Regions from separate parts of the Homo sapiens genome. Here region 1 is linked to region 2. The links are chromatin loops, found by intact Hi-C in ENCODE. Cell type or tissue: K562. All regions are shown on one strand.

Region 1 (8,000 bases), 66 kb before region 2:
CAGGGATGCAGGGAAGAAGGACACTTTCTTGCCTAAGCTCTGGGTGGGAAACCTGAGAAACTGAAGCCCCTAGCTTGTAGCATGCCTAGATATGAAATCCAAATTTAAAACTAGTAGCCCAGAAGCAGAGAAACCTTTACAGCCTCAACAGCGACACACACAAAACTACTCTATATGGACACCTCCAAACCCAAGAAGCAGGAAAAACAAAAACAAAATAAAACACAACAAACAAAAAAACCCACAAGCTCTACTGAAGATGAGCTGTCCATAAAGTTACAATCCATTGTGATGGACATTCAGCAGAAGAAACAAAAGACTTAGCTGTGCAACAACTTGAGGTATAAAAACATTCTGAAAAAAATGCTTTAAATTCATATGTCTGAAGTTATTAGAGATAAAATTAGAAATGCATGTAATATAAAAGAACATGTCACTATGGGGAAAAATAACAAATTTTTAAAACCACCAACTAAAATTTCTAGAATTATAAAATACAGTCACTAAGATTAGAAAGTAGAAAGTCAAAAGATTAAGCAGAAAAACTGACTAAATTGAGAAAGAAACTAAAGCTAGAAAATAGAACTAAGAAAAGTACTCAGAATGCAACAGAAAGAAATGGAATAAGAAATGAGGTAGGAGGATAGAACGAGAAGGCTCAACATATGTCTATTAAGAGTTCTGGCAGGAGAGAATATAAAGAATGATGAAGTAAAATTGGAAGAGATAATAGCTAAGAACTTTTCTAACTTAAAGAAAGATAATAAATGAGTCCTTGAATTAAAGAACAGAGTTTCAAGCAAGCTATAGAACAACAAAATCCAAACCCAGAGACAGAATAAAACTGCAGAATACCAAAAACAAAGTGAAAAATCTTTGCAGTAACAAAAGGGGACTTGGGGGACAGGGAAAAAAAAAAACGAGAGATTGCCTGTAATTCCAGCACTTTGGGAGACTGAGGCAGGTGGATCACCTGAGGTCAGGAGTTCGAGACCAGCCTGGCCAATGTGGTGAAACCCTGTCTCTACTAAAAAATAAAAAATTAAAATAAATTAAAATAAAATTTAAAAAATTAGCCAGGCATGGTGGCAGGTGCACCTGTAATCCCAGCTACTCAGGAGGCTGAGGCAGGAGAATCACTTGAACCTGGGAGGCAGAGGTTGCAGTGAGCCAAGATTGCGCCACTGTACTCCAGCCTGAGCAACAGCAAAACTCTGTCTCAAAAAGAAAAAAGAAAATATCAGAAGTCAGAATAAATTGCAATTGCATCTTCAAAATGCTAGTGGAAGATAACTATAACCCAGTGAGGGTGAAATAAAGATTTAGATAAGGTAGAAATTCTTCTACTCACAGACCCCCAATGAAAGAATTACTCAAAGATTTGCCTCAGAAAATAAAACAGAATTCAGGGGAGAGGAGTAGGATATAAAAATCAGTGGCATTAACTGTGGAAACCCTCTTGGCAAAAGAATGCAAAATATGCCACAGTTCTGATGGTTTCTTCCCTATTTCATGTCTCTAAAAGGTCTCTTTGACTTGTACACTCGTTAAATTTACTAACTTGACAGAAATTTATTGTTTCTCCCTGAGTTTGAGAGATATAAGGTATAAATTTAAGCTAGATAAGTAGGTCATTCATTTCACTCACTCATTCATCACACACAGAGAGAAAGAGAGACGGCGAGAGAGAGGAGAGAGAGACCCCCATCACATGCCAAGTTCTGTTGAGGTACCAAAGATAATCGGCAAACAGGTAAAAATCCCTGCCCTGAAGTTTATACCACGGTGGGAAAGGCAGACAATCAACTACACACACTCATAGGAAGTCTGATAAGTAACAAAAGAGAAACTGCAGTAAGGTAGAGGGGTAACAAGTGCTGAGGGGAGGTGAACTTCACAGAGGATGAGGTACCAGCTAAGGGTCTCAGCAGGGAAGAGCTGGCCTGCTCAAAGGTAACTGAGGTCTGGGCACAGTGGCTCACGCCTGTAATCCCAGCACTTTGGGAGGCTGAAGTGGGTGGATCACTTGAGGTCAGGAGTTCAAGGCCAGCCTGCCCAAAAGGGAGAAACTCCGTCTCTACTAAAAATATAAAAATTAGCCGGGTGTGGTGGCTCGCGCCTGTGGTCCCAGCTACTCAGGAGGCTGAGGCAGGAGTATCGCTTGAACCTGGGGGCGGAGGTTGCAGTGAGCCAAGATCGCACCACTGCCTCTAGCCCAGGCGACAGAGAGGGACTCCCGTCTCAAAAAAAAAAAAAAAAAAAAAAAAGAAAAGAAAAGAAAAAATTAAAACGTTAACTGAGAAGAATTTGAAAAAGAGATTGCTCACAAAGGTGAGGAGGGTTGAAGTAACAGAGACTGGCGTGCGGGACACAGTTACCATCCTGGCACAGAGGGGGAAAGGGGAGAGGACAGTATTGCTAAGCCCAGCAAGAGCTGGAGTCTAGATCAGGCCAGTGGCCAGGCAGAGGAACCCGGCAGCACTGCGGAACCACAGTCCGGCTGGAGAGAATGAAGGTAAAGCCCTGAAACGACTTCCTCTCCCGTCCCTCCGCAGGTCTCCCGACAGAGCCTCCCATTTGCTGAATCCAATCACAAGTCCGAGGGCCAAGAAGCCCCAGGGCTGAGGCTGCAGTACACAAAGCAGGGCAGAGCAGACGAGGAGGAGCAAACCAGCGCAGGAGGCCAGGAAAATCCTCTGTGTGCAGGCACCTTTTGAAGAAAGACCTAGGGAAGGAAGGGAGTGACTACGCCACTCAGGAGAAAAGCCTTCCAGAAGAGGGAACAGCACACGAAAGGCCACTGGCAGGCGTAGGCCAGGCCAATGAGGCTGGAGAGGAGCCAGAAAGGGAACTGGGAGGTGGGGGGCTGAGGGGTGGAAGGGGCTGGAAGGCTCTGCAGGTCATTAGAATGACTCTGTCTCTCACTCCAAGTGAGAAGATCTGGAAGCCACTGGATGTTTCCAGCAAAGGACCTCAATCCACTGACATTTTGGGAGGATTTGGGGCAGAAGCTGTAGGGGGAAGGGTGAAATCTGGGGACAGCAAGTAGGTTTTCAGATGTCCACGTGGGAGGCAATGGTGGCTTGGACCAGGTGGCAACAGAGAAAGTGGTAAGTTTGTTTACTCAAAGCCCAGATTTTGAGGAAACAGTTTTAAGTAGGCTAAATAGAAGTGCTTTTCCTCTCAGATTTTTTTTTTCAGTTTTATTTTCTTGAGTTCGACTATTTTGCTTTTATATTTCAATAGTTTTGGGGGAATAGGTGGTGTTTGGTTACATGCATAAGTTCCTTAGTGAAGAAGTCTAAGATTTTAGTGCACCCATCACCTGAGCAGTGTACACTACATCCAATATGTGGTTGTTTTTTTTTTTGGTGGTGGTGTTGTTATTGAGATGGAGTCTTGCTCTGTTGCCCAGGCTGGAGTGCAGTGGCGCGATCTCGGCTCACTGCAACCTCCTCCTCCTGGGTTCAAGCGATTCTTCTGTCTCAGCCTCCTGAGTAGCGGGGATTACAGGTACCCGCCACCAGGCCCAGCTAATTTTTGTATTTTTTTAGTAGAGACGAGGTTTCACCATGTTGGCCAGGCTGGTCTCGAACTCCTGACCTCAGGTGATCCGCCCGACTCAGCCTCCCAAAGTGCTGGGATTACAGGCGTGAGCCACTGTGCCCGGTCCAATATGTAGATTTTAATTTCTCCCCCAGACTCTTTCCTTCCCAGTCCATAAAGACCATATCACTCTAAGTCTCTGCATCCTCAAAGCTTAGCTCCCACTTATAAATGAGAACAAATGGTTTTTGGTTTTTCCATTCCTGAGTTTCTAAGTATTCCATTCACTTAGAATAATGGCCTCCAGCTCCATCCAAGTTGCTGCAGAAGACATTATTTCATTCCTTTTTGTGGCTGAGTAGTATTCCATGTTGTATAAATACCACGTTATTTATCCATTCATTGGTTGATGGGCACTTAGGTTGGTCCCACATCTTTTGCAATTGTGAATTGTGCTGCTGTGAACATGGATGTGCATGTGTCTTTTTCATATAATGACTTCTTTTCCTTTGGGTAGATACCAGTAGTGGGACTGTTGGATCAAATAGTAGATCTACTTTTAGTTCTTTAGGGAATCTCCATACTGTTCTCCATAGAGGTTGTACTAATTTACATTCCCACCAGCAGTGTGAAAGTGTTCCCTTTTCACCACATCCACACCAACATCTATTGTTTTCTGACTTTTTCATTATGGCCATTCTTGTAGGAGTAAGATGGTATCTCCTTGTGGTTTGGATTTCCATTTCCATGATGATTAGTGCTGTTGAGCATTTTTTTATATGTTTGTTGGTCAACTGTATATCTTCTTTTGAGAAACATCTATTCATGTCTTTTGCCCACTTTTTGATGGGATTATTTGTATTTTTCTTGCTGATTTGTTTGAGTGCCTTGCAGATTTCAGATACTAGTCCTTTGTTGGATGCATAGTTTGCATATTTTCTCCCATTCTCTGGTTGTCTATTTATTCTGCTGATTATTTCTTTTTCTGTGCAGAAGCTTTTTAGTTTAATTAGGTTCCATTTATTTATTTTTGTTGTACTTGCTGTTGGGGTCTTAGTCATGAATTTTTGCCTAGGCCAATGTCCAGAAGAGTTTTTCCAATATTATCTTCTAGAATTGTTAGGCTTTCTGGTCTTAGAATTAAGTCTTTGATCCATCTTGAGTTGATTTTTATATAAGGCAGAGATGGGGATCCAGTTTCATTCTTATACATGTGGCTTGCCAATTATCCCAGCACATAGACTGGGGAAAGGATAGCCTATTTTGGGGAAAAGCTATATAAACTGAATAGGCTGTCCTTTCCCCAATTTATGTTTTTTTCAAATATATAAATTGAATAGGCCGTCCTTTCCCCAATTTATGTTTTTGTATGCTTTGTCAAAGATCAGTTGGCTGTATAATATTTGGTTTTATTTCTGGGTTCTCTATTCTGTTTCACTGGTCTAAGAGCCTTTTTTTTTTTCTCCATAACAGTAACCATGATGTTTTTGGTAACTAGAGCTCTGCAGTATAATTTAAAGTCCAATAATGTGATACCTCCAGATTTGTTCTTTTTTCTTAGTATTACTTTGGCTATTCAGGTTCTTATGGGATTCCATATGAGTTTTAAGATTTTTTTTCTAGTTCTGTGAAAAATTGTGATGGTATTTTGATGGGAATTGCATTGCATCTGTAAATTGCTTTGGGCAGTATGGTCATTTTCACAATATTGATTCTTCCCATCCATGAGCATGAGATATGTTTCCATTTATTTGTGTCATCTATGATTTCTTTCAGCAGTGTTTTGTAGTTTTCCTTGTAGAGAGCTTTCACCTCCTTGGCTAAGCACATTCCTACATATTTTATTTTTTTGCAACTGTTGTAAAAGGGATTGACTTCTTGATTTGATTCTCAGCTTGGTCGCTGTTGCTGTACAGCTGTGCTACTGATTTGTATACATTGATTTTGTAACCTGAGACTTTATTGAATTTGTTTATGAGATCTAGGAGTCTTTTGGATGAGTCTTTAGGATTTTCTAGGTGCGTGATCATATCACTGGCAAACAACACTAGTTTGACTTCCTCTTTTCCACATAGATGCCCTTTATTTCTTTCTCTTAACTGACTGCTCTGGCTAGGACTTCCAGTACTACGTTGAATAGGAAGTGGTAAAAGTGGGCATCCTTTTCTTATTTCAGTTCTTAGAGGGAATGCTTTCAATTTTTCCCTATTCAGTATGATGTTGGCTATGGGTTTGTCATATATGGCTTTTATTATTTTGAGGTAAGTCCCTTCTATGCCTAGTTTATTAAGAGTTTTTAACATAAAGGGATGCTGGATTTTATCAAATGCTTTTTCTGCATCTACTGAGATGATCACATGGTTTTTACTTTTAATTGTTTGTGATATATCATATTTATTGACTTGCATATATTAAAGCATCCCTGCATCCCTGGAACAAAACCCACCTGATCATGGTGTATTATCTTTCTGATATGCTGTTGGATTCAATTAGCTAGTATTTTTTTGAGGATTTTTGCACCTATGTTCATCAGGGATATTGGTCTGTAGTTTTCCTTGTTCGTTGTGTCCTTCTCTGGTTTTGGTATTAGGGTGATACTGGCTTCATAAAATGATTTAGGGAGGATTCCTTCTTTCTCTTTCTTTTGGAATAGTTTCAGTAGGATTGTTACCAATTCTTTGAATTCCAGTAGAATTCAGCTGTGAATACATCTGGTCATGGGCTTTTTTTGTTGGCAATTTTTAAATTACTGATTCAATCTAACTGCTTATTACTGGTCTGCTCAGGGTTTCTGTTTTTTCCTGGCTTAATCTGGGAGGATTGTGTTTCCAAGAATTTATCTATTTCCTCTTAATTTTTTAGTTTGTGCATGTAAAGGTTTTCATAATAGTTTCAAATGATCTTTTGTATTTCTATGGTTTTGGTTGTAATGTCTCCTGTTTAATTTCGAATTAAGCTTATTTGGATCTTCTCTCATCTTTTCTTCAGTAATCTCACTAATGGTCTATCAATTTTGTTTATGTTTTCAAAGAACCAGTTTTTTGTTTCATTTATCTTTTGTATTTTTTGTGACACTAGCTTGTCAATTTGTGCTCTTTCCGACTTTTTAATGCAGGCATTAAACGCTACGAACTTTCCTCTTAGCACTGCTTTTGCTCTATCCCAGAGGTTTTGATAACTTGTGTCACTACTATCATTCATTTCAAAGAAGTTTTTAATTTCCATCTTGATTTGTTAACTCAAAAATCATTCATAAACATATTATTTAATTTCCATGTAATTGTATAGTTCTGAGCATTCCTTTTGGAGTTGATTTCTAGTTTTATTCCCCTGTGGTCTGAGAAGATATTTGATATTACTTCAATTTTCTTAAATTTATTGAGACTTATTTTACAGCCTATCATGTGTTCTATCTTGGAGAAGTTCCACGTGCTAATGAGAAGAATGTATATTCTGCAGTTGTTGGGTAGAGTTGTCAGAGATGTGTGAACCAGAGCAACTCCATCTTAAACAGGAGCTGGGTAAAATGAGGCTGAAACCTACTGGGCTGCATTCCCAGATGGTTAAGGCATTCTAAATCACAGGATAAGATAGGAGGTCAGCACAAAATACAGGTCATAAAGACCTTGCTGATAAAACAGGTTGCAGTAAAGGAGCCGGCCAAAACCCACCAAAACCAAACTGGTGACTAGAGTGACCTCTGGTCATCCTCACTGCTACACTCCCAACAGTGCCATGACAGTTTACACATATCATGGCAACATTAGGAAGTTACCCTATATGGTCTAAAAAGGGGAGGCATGAATAATCCACCCCTTGTTTAGCATATCATGAAGAAATAACCATAAAAATGGGCAACCAGCAGCCCTCAGGGCTGCTCTGTCTATGGAGTAGCTGTTCTTTTATTCCTTTACTTTCTTAATAAACTTGTTTTCATTTTGCACTGTGGACTTGCCCTGAGTTCTTTCTTGCTCTGTCACCCAGGCTGGAGTGCAGTGGTGCGATCTTGGCTCACTGCAACCTCTACCCCCCGGGTTCAAGCGATTCTCCTGCCTCAGCCCCCCAGTAGCTGGGACTATAGGCGTGTGCCACCACGCCCGGCTAATTTTTTGTCTTTTTAGTAGAGACGGGGTTTCACCGTGTTAGCCAGGATGGTCTCGATCTCCGGACCTCGTGTTCCACCCACCTCGGCCTCCCAAAGTGCTGGGATTACAGGCATGAGCCACCGCGCCTGGCCGCCCTGAAATCTTTCTTGCATGAGATCCAAGAACCCTCTCTTAGGGTCTGGATTGGGACCCCTTTCCTGTAACAGAATGTTCTTTAAATATCTGTTCAGTCCATTGTTCCACAGTGTAGTTTAAGGCCATTGTTTCTTTGTTGACTTTCTGTCTTGATCTGCCTAGTGCTGTCAGTGGAGGAATACTGAAGTTCGCACTATTACCATGTTGCTGTCT
Region 2 (8,000 bases):
TACAGTGGAGAAAGCGGATCACCAAGACATCTCACAAGCTGTTAGATCTAAGGTCCAAACTGGCACTGACACCAAGAGATCCAAAATGTCATGAGGCCCCTGTGTTAGAAAGGGGGCATGCATGGGAGTGAGATGATAAATGGCGCCCTGGCTGAGGTCTGGCTCACGGTGCGGGTGCTGGTTGGGTCCAGAAATACACCTAGTGGTCATTCTCCTAGTCCCTGAATATGAAATTGGAATAGACACACTTAGTTGTTGGTACAACCCTCACATTGCCATCTTGGTCTATTGTATAGGAGCCAAATGGAAGTGGCTACTCACCCCCAGCCATGGCCAAGACATATCAAAACCAATATCCCATATGGGAAGGGATGGCAGAAATCAGTGCCACCCTTAAAAACCTAAGAGAATGCAGGGGCCATGGTCCCTATCATATTTCCATTGAATTCACTCATCTGCCACTATAAAACCCAGATGGAATGTGGAGGATGACACTGAACTTCCAGAAACTCAACCAAATAGTGACCCCAATTATAGCCACTCTGCCACCTCAGGTACATGGTAAGCAGCAACCGATAGGGCAAATGTACCTTTTCTATCCCTATTAGGAAAAAAAATCAAAGACAGTTTGGATTCACATGGACAAGAGTATACATGTACAGCTTCCGCCTCATGCCATCTGGGAATCTGGCAGCAAATCACACTGGTCCACTTTATCAATAACATTGTCAATCAAGAAAAATGATGAGACAAGTCTCAATCATTTTAGATTTATTTGCCAAAGTTAAGGACACGCACCCAGGAGACAGACATCTTTCTCTGAAGATGATTTTTGAGGGCTTCAAATTTAAAGGGGAAAGGGCAGGATATTGAGAAGTACACAATTTTCAGGTAAGGGGGTGGGTGGGAAAAGATAGTCATGCCTTTGTCTGGCTCCATGAATCTGCATGTTTTTACATAAGATGACATAAACGGGGCAGAAGAAAAACGTAGGGAATCTGCATTCTACATAACACAGACAAAATGGGGCAGGGGAACAATTAGATATGCATTTGCGTGTGGTGGGCCTGGGTGACTGCACCTGTAAAGATAAGCTATCACTTTGCATTGCTCACTAGGAATTTCCTTGTGAGCAAAATATGGGGGAGGCATGTAGCTTTTCCTCTTGTAGCCACCTTATTTAGGAACCAAAAGGGGGAGGCAGGTTTGCATGACCCAGTTCTCAGCTTGATTTTTCCCTTTGGCAAAATGAGTTTGGGGTCCCAAAATTTAATTTCCTTTCATAACATCATGCTAACAGAACCAGGAGAAGAGGCTTCTTCTCCACGAGGCTAGGATGTTCAAAGCCTTGGTAAGACATATCTGATCCAGTGGGTGGGAGGTAAAACTTAGGAAGAATTCAGGAGCTTTTCCATGTCAGTAAATTTTTAGAAGTTCACTGGTCTGGGCAATGACAAGACACTTCCTCAGAAGAATAAATTACTGCATCTTGCACTTCCCATAACAGAAGGGAGCACAGTGCCTGGTTGGCTTCAACAGGTTTTGGGGCAGCTTATTCCACACCTAAAGATAATGCTCTGATTCGTATGCTAGAAGGCACCAAAGGCTGCCTGAACATTGGGGTCCTTGCATCCAAGGACCAGCAGGCAAGAATAGTCACCATCTTAGCAGAAGTAATTGAACTTGATCAGCAGAAAAAAGTAGGGCTGTACACATTGGGGATGTACGTGGAAGAACAGGTTTAGCATACGATGAGAAACTCAGGTGTGTCCTGGTATTCTCTTGTCCAATTTTTATGGTAAATGGACAAGGGCAGCAACTCCAGCCTAAGAAGGGCATGGTATCCAGGGGCTCAGACCTCCAGGGATGAGGGTTTCCAGAGTATCCACGTATCCATGACTGACTGTCCCAGTGTATAAAGGCCTGGCTGCTCATCCCCAACAGGGACAACTTTGAAGCATCATCTCCTCTGCAAAGCTTCGCACACAGCAGAAAGGCTGAGGCATCGCTTGAGCCGGCAGCACTACTTGACTTGTCCACTCCTGTCCACTTCTTCCCCACCCTCGTGCACAGGTGTGATGCCACGAGCACTCCATAAACCTGCTGCCCACTCATCTCCATCTCAGCTTCCCTGAGAACAGATCTAGAACAAATTATATGTATATATTTCAAGGCAGTCATTCTCCATCAAATGAAACGATACGTGTCAAGTTGTCTGGGCATCGCCTGAAACACAGTAGGCCTTCAATACATAAACATGAGAAATGGTCTCCTAGGAAATCCTAAAGCCCAGGATTATACATATATTCTGTATGTTAGGTGAGATAGAGAGAATTTCTGAGACACAGAACATAGGAAGCATTTATTGTATTTGTTTATTTACTATTTTAGAGACAGGGTCTTGCTCTGTCATCCAAGCTGGAGTGCGGTGGTGCCATCATAGCTCACTCACTGTAGCCTCAAACTCCTGGGGCTCAAGCGATCCTCCTGCCTCAGCCACCAGAGTAGCTGGGACTACAAGCACATGCCATACATCCAGCTTTGAGTTTTTTAGAGATGGGGTCTTGGCTGGGCACGGTGGCTCATGCCTATAACCCCAGCACTTTGGGAGGCTAAGGCAGGCAGATCACTTGAGCCCAGGAGTTTCAGACCAGCCTGGGCAACATGGCAAAACCCTGTCCCTACAAAAAATACAGAAAATTAGCCAGGTACAGTGGCACATGCCTGTGGTCCTAATTCCTGGGGAGGCTAGGGTGGGAGGATCACTTGAGCTCTGGATGTGGAGGTTGCAGTGAGCTGAGATTGCACCACTGTACTCCAGCCTTGGCGACAGAGCGAGACCCTGTCTATAGAGAAAGAGACAGAGACAGAGAGAGAAAGAGAGAGATATGGTGGGGGGCGGGAAGAGGGGGTCTTGTTATGTTGCCCAGGTTGGCCTCTAACTCCTGACTTCAAGCGATCCTCCTGCCTTCGCCTCCTGTGTAGCTGGGATTATAGGTGTGAGCCACTACACCCGGCTCTGGAAGCATGTGTTTTACAAGCATTCTCAGCTGGGCGTGGTGGCTCATGCCTGTGATCCGAGAACTTTGGGAGGCTGGGGTAGGAAGACCGCTTAAGGTTCAAGACCAGCCTGGGCAACACGGTGAAACCCTGTCTCTACAAAAGATTTTTAAAAATTAGCCAGGTACAGTGGCGCACGCGTATAGTTCTAGGTGGAAGGATCTGTTGTGCCCAGACGTTCAAGGCTGCAGTGAGCTATGAGGGCCCCACTGCACTCCAGCATGGGTGAAAGAGTGAGATCCTGTATCTAAATAAATAAATAAAAATTAAAAAAAAATAAAAGTATTCTCAATTCTGCTAAAAGGTCAGTGCAACAATCCAAATATTCATTATACATACCATATTCCTATTTTAAATTGATTATAAAAGGCATAAAAACTTTATAACTGCATCTGAAAGTAAAGTAAGGAACAAATACTAAACACAGTATTTTAAAATTCTGGTATTCTGATTTTTACCAAAGAACACTAGGGGGCACTAATGTACCAAGAAAAGCCCAAAGGTGCCTCAAGAGCTGGGGAACTGCATGATTTTTTTGTTTGTTCTGTTTTTGTTTGAGACAGAGTTTCGCTGTGGTCACCCAGGCTGGAGTGCGATGGCGCGATCTCGGCTCACTGCAACCTCCGCCTCCCAGGTTCAAGTGATTCTCCTGCCTCAGCCTCCTGAAGTAGCTGGGATTACAGGTACCCGACACCAGGCCCAGCTAATTTTTTTGTATTTTTAGTAGAGACAGGGTTTCACCATGTTGGCCAGGCTGGTCTTGAAGTCCTGACCTCAGGTGATCCACCCGCCTTGGCCTCCCATAGTGCTGGGATTACAGGCATGAGCCACCGTGCCAAGCTGGGGAGCTGCATTTTTTAAATATTCCAGAGGATAAGAGTTTAAAGTGCTTTATAATAAGCCAAATCCCTTTTCAACTCAACATTCTACTTACTGAATCACAGGATCATAAGATATTTTAAAATTATCTTCATGGTAAATGATCACATAGGAATGAGATAACTTGATTCTTTTCATGAGAATTAGAAACCAAACTCTTTGCACAATTCAGTCATGCTTAGATATTGAGCACATACATTTTTTAATTTTAATGTTTCCTACATAACACAATCATGTAACTTCAGCTAAATGTTATTTTCTAAGACAACAGATAACAAAATACAGCAGATCTTCAAACAACACCATTTCATTCAACATCATTTCATTGCAATGTTCACAAGAAAAAAAAATCGATTCTTGGAGGGGGCCAATGTCTGTTGGAGTTCACATGTCCTTGTGTCTGCGTGGGTATCTCAGGTACTCTGTTTTCTTCTCACCTCCTAAAGATGTGCATAGCAAGTGAACAGGCATGTCTGAACTGTCCCAGTGTGAGTGTGGGTGTGTATGTGAGTGGCCCTGTGACAAGATGCATCCTCTCCAGGCCTGGATCCCCCTGTGCTCCCTGAGCTGCCGGGATAGGTTCCAGCCACCCTCACACCTGAACTGGAATAAATGGGTAAATAATTATCTTGTTTTTACTAATGTTTCTAAATGTATGAATAGCTCACATTTATTTCAATGTTTAATATCAGAAGTGTTTGCTCTTCATTTAGAAGTGTGGTAATTTTCTTTTCTTTTTTGGCACAGAGTCTCACTCAGCTGCCCAGGCTGGAGTGTGGTGGCACAACTGCGGCTCACTGCAGCCTCAACTTCCTGGGCTCAAGTGATCCTCCCATTTCAGCCTCCCGAGTAGCTGGGACTACAGATGCATGCTACCACATCTGGCTAATTTTTGATTTTGTAGAAGTGAGGTCTCCCTATGTTGCCCAAGCTGGTCTTGAACTCCTGGGCTCAAGCAGTCCACCTGCCTCAGCGCCCCAAAGTGCTGGCATTACAGACATGTGCCACTATGCCTGGCAGTGATGTTTTTTTGTGACTATAATTATTCTGTAGGAACTTAACTCTTGTTTATATGCATTGGCCTATGGTGAAGTTGGTTTCCTTATACATCGTTTATCCAAAAGTTAGTTTCCAAAAATCTATCATTGACATTAAGTGAGGACTTACTGTATATATGCTGATGCTCATGTCAAACTAAGGCTCAATTTAGCATGGTCTCACGTTCAAAGTTCAAGAAAATAGCAGAAATGGCCAAATATGTAAAGAGCTGAACATAGATAAATGAACTTATTTGATCTAGGTGATTACAGAGATGGGAGGTAAAACTTACCTTGTGCTCATGGGGACACAAAAAACAAGACATGATAATTCCTTGCTAGCAAGATTAATGCAACTTAGTAGCAGAGTTAAGACACAGACTACAGACTGGGTGCAGTGGCTCCCTCCTATAACCCCAGCACTTTGGGATTGAGAGCACTTGAGGTCAGGAGTTTGAGACCAGCCTGGCCAACCAACATGGTGAAACCCTGTCTCTACTAAAAATACACACTATGGTGGCACATGCCTGTAATTCCAGCTACTCAGGAGGCTGAGGCAGGAGAATCACTTGAACCCGAGAGGCGGAGATTGCAGTGAAGTGAGATCGTGCCACTGCACTCCAGCCTGGGTGACAATGGGAGACTCCATCTCAAAAAAAAAAAAAAAAAAAAAAAGACATAGACAAAAATAACACTAATACAAGGTAGAAGACGAATGAAAGTGCTGTACTGTGCCCAGGAATCCTGGAAGAGTATAGTTTCCTTCCAGCTGCAAGATGTTAGGAAAGAATTTATGGATATTACATTTGAGTAGCACTTTGAATGGGTAGATCTGGGCCATGTAGAAATAGATGACAATAGAATTTTCTTAGGTATATAGAAAAGAATGAGCAAGACCATAAAAAAAAACAGCAAGTAGTTCACGTAGTCAGGCAAATCGAGCCATCTGCAGCTCATATTTGAAACCCCACAAAGTCAAGCATAGAAATTAACCACAACCTTTATTGTTTATTATAAAAGGTTCTTTTTTCTCAGCTTGAGTTAAGACTCCATATCTGGTTCACAAGTATCAATTTATGAACAAATAGACAAGAGTGGTATAAAATGTACTAATTCAAACATGCTTAGCACATACAGAATTGACTCATGGTAACGTATTAAAAGTTAGTTAAATCTAGTCATTAGAATAATGAAAAGTGTGAAACAATATAATAATAAATTTGTTCTTTAACTCATGATAAATTCACATAAAGCTTCCAATCACGTGCTTACGAAATAACCTTTAGGTATCATGTTGGACTATGGTCAACAACTAGAATATACAAGAAATACACTCTATGTCATAGTTAATTTTGCATATCATTTAAATAATCAAAAAAACATTAATATGGGGTAAAGCAACTTTTAGCTATGAAAGGATAAGACAACTGTTATCCTGAAAAAATGAGCATAAAGCTGGACAAAATTGTCAAAACTAACCATTTTGTGGTGCTGGATATCCATTAAAGAAACAAACTGAGAGGCAGTTACTCCAGAGGAATGGCAGGAACTTGGAGGAAGAACACTGGGAGTCTTTAGCTTTCTAGCCACAGGCTATTAGTCCTCCCCACCTCCCCAAACAAGTCTGACCAGGGCAGGCCTGGCAGTGAAACCCAGCAGTTTTGCTGCCAGAGGGAAATGACTTGATTTAAAACAAAAGGCAAAAACCCAGTAAAAGTAGCAAATACAGCAGAAAACAAATGAGAACACCTACATGCTTGCTAGCATGAGGCTGCTTTTTCTATTAGAGTGTCTAGCTTTCTACCGCTGCTATAACAAATGACCACAAACTCGGTGGCTTAAAACAACAGAAAGAAATGTGTTACCTCACAGTTCTGTATTTGAGAAGTCCAGAATAGGTCTTGTTGGGAAAAATCAAGGTGTTGCAAGGGCTCTAGGGGAGAATTCATTTCCTTGCTTTTCCCGTTGCTAGAGACTGTCCACCTTCCTTGGCTCACAGCCCCCTTTCCTGCAGTTTCTAAGGCAGAAACACCGTATCTCTCTGACGAATCTCTCATAAGCACATTTCCCTCTTATTACACTTCTTTCTTTTTCTTTTTTTCCTTTTTTTTTTTTTTTTTGAGATAGAATCTCGCTGTGTTGTCCAGGCTGGAATACAGTGGCACAATCTTGGCTCACTGCAACCTCTGCCTGCTGGGTTCAAGTGATTCTCCTGCCTCAGCCTCCCGAGTAGCTGGGATTACAGGAGTATGCCACCACATCCAGCTATTTCTTTTCTTTTCCCTTCCTTCCTTCCTTTCTATCTTTCTTTCTTTCTTATAGGGTCTCCCTGTGTCACCCAGGCTAGAGTGCAGTGGTGAAATCATGGCTCACTTCAGCCTCGACCTCCCCGGCTCAAGTGATCCTCCAACCTCAGCCTCCCGAGCAGTTGGGACTACAGATGCACACCACCACACCAGGCAATTTTTTTTTTTTAGAGATGGGATTCTCCCTATGTTGCCCAGGCTGGTCTCAAACTCCCGTGCTCAAGTGATCCTTCCACCTTGGCCTCCCAAAGTGCTGAGATTACAGGCGTGAGCCACTGTGTCCAGCCTCTCTTACACTTCTAAGGACACCTGTGATTACAATGGGCCCACCGAGATAATCCAAAATAATTTTCCTACCTTAAGGTTAGCTGATGAGCAATCTCAACTCCATCTGCAACTTTAACTTCCCCTTGCTGTGTAATCTAACATATTTACAAGTTTTGGGGGATTAGGATGTGGATGTCTTTGGAGGGCCATGATTCTGCCTACCACACAGGCAAATGGCAAAACAGCCTAAAACTTAATGAGACAACCCTGAAAACAAAAGAACTGGAGTAGGAGTAGGTGAGCTTCCCAGGTACCCCAGGCTGCTGGGAAACTCCACACATTTGCAGGAGAAAGGAGAGGGGGCCTTGCAAAAGTCAGAGCAGAGGAAGAAGCGAGAAATGCCTGGACTCTGAAAGCACTCTCCAGCCTACACATAGATCCAGGGCAGAGC

The links. Hi-C counts contacts between places; a loop is a spot of excess contacts. Peaks named below come from ENCODE experiments on the same cell type or tissue, not always from the same donor. Only the 100,000 strongest peaks of a DNase experiment are listed, where the experiment ranks them.
Region 1: a loop joins it to region 2, with 4 times the contacts of the local background. A loop is called at or near these places in 1 of 110 quality-filtered maps.

What each region holds. Positions count from the first base shown.
Region 1 is chr18:24,290,862-24,298,861 of GRCh38, forward strand. The region is part of intron 14 of OSBPL1A (oxysterol binding protein like 1A); the gene reads right to left. Among named protein-coding and RNA genes, the nearest start is that of MIR320C2, 27 kb to the right of the region's middle. In K562, no CTCF peak of the experiment used is centred here; no DNase peak of the experiment used is centred here; H3K27me3 peaks cover 496 bases.
Region 2 is chr18:24,356,369-24,364,368 of GRCh38, forward strand. All of the region lies in intron 4 of OSBPL1A (oxysterol binding protein like 1A), which reads right to left. It overlaps LOC124904267 (a long non-coding RNA gene), which reads left to right. Exons shown (of 3, transcript XR_007066312.1): 3 at 3,624-3,662. It overlaps LOC124904268 (a long non-coding RNA gene), which reads left to right and starts at 3,708. Exons shown (of 3, transcript XR_007066314.1): 1 at 3,708-3,743; 2 at 4,481-4,555. In K562, a CTCF peak has its summit at 3,543 (motif pointing right); a DNase peak (open chromatin) is centred at 3,561; H3K27me3 peaks cover 708 bases.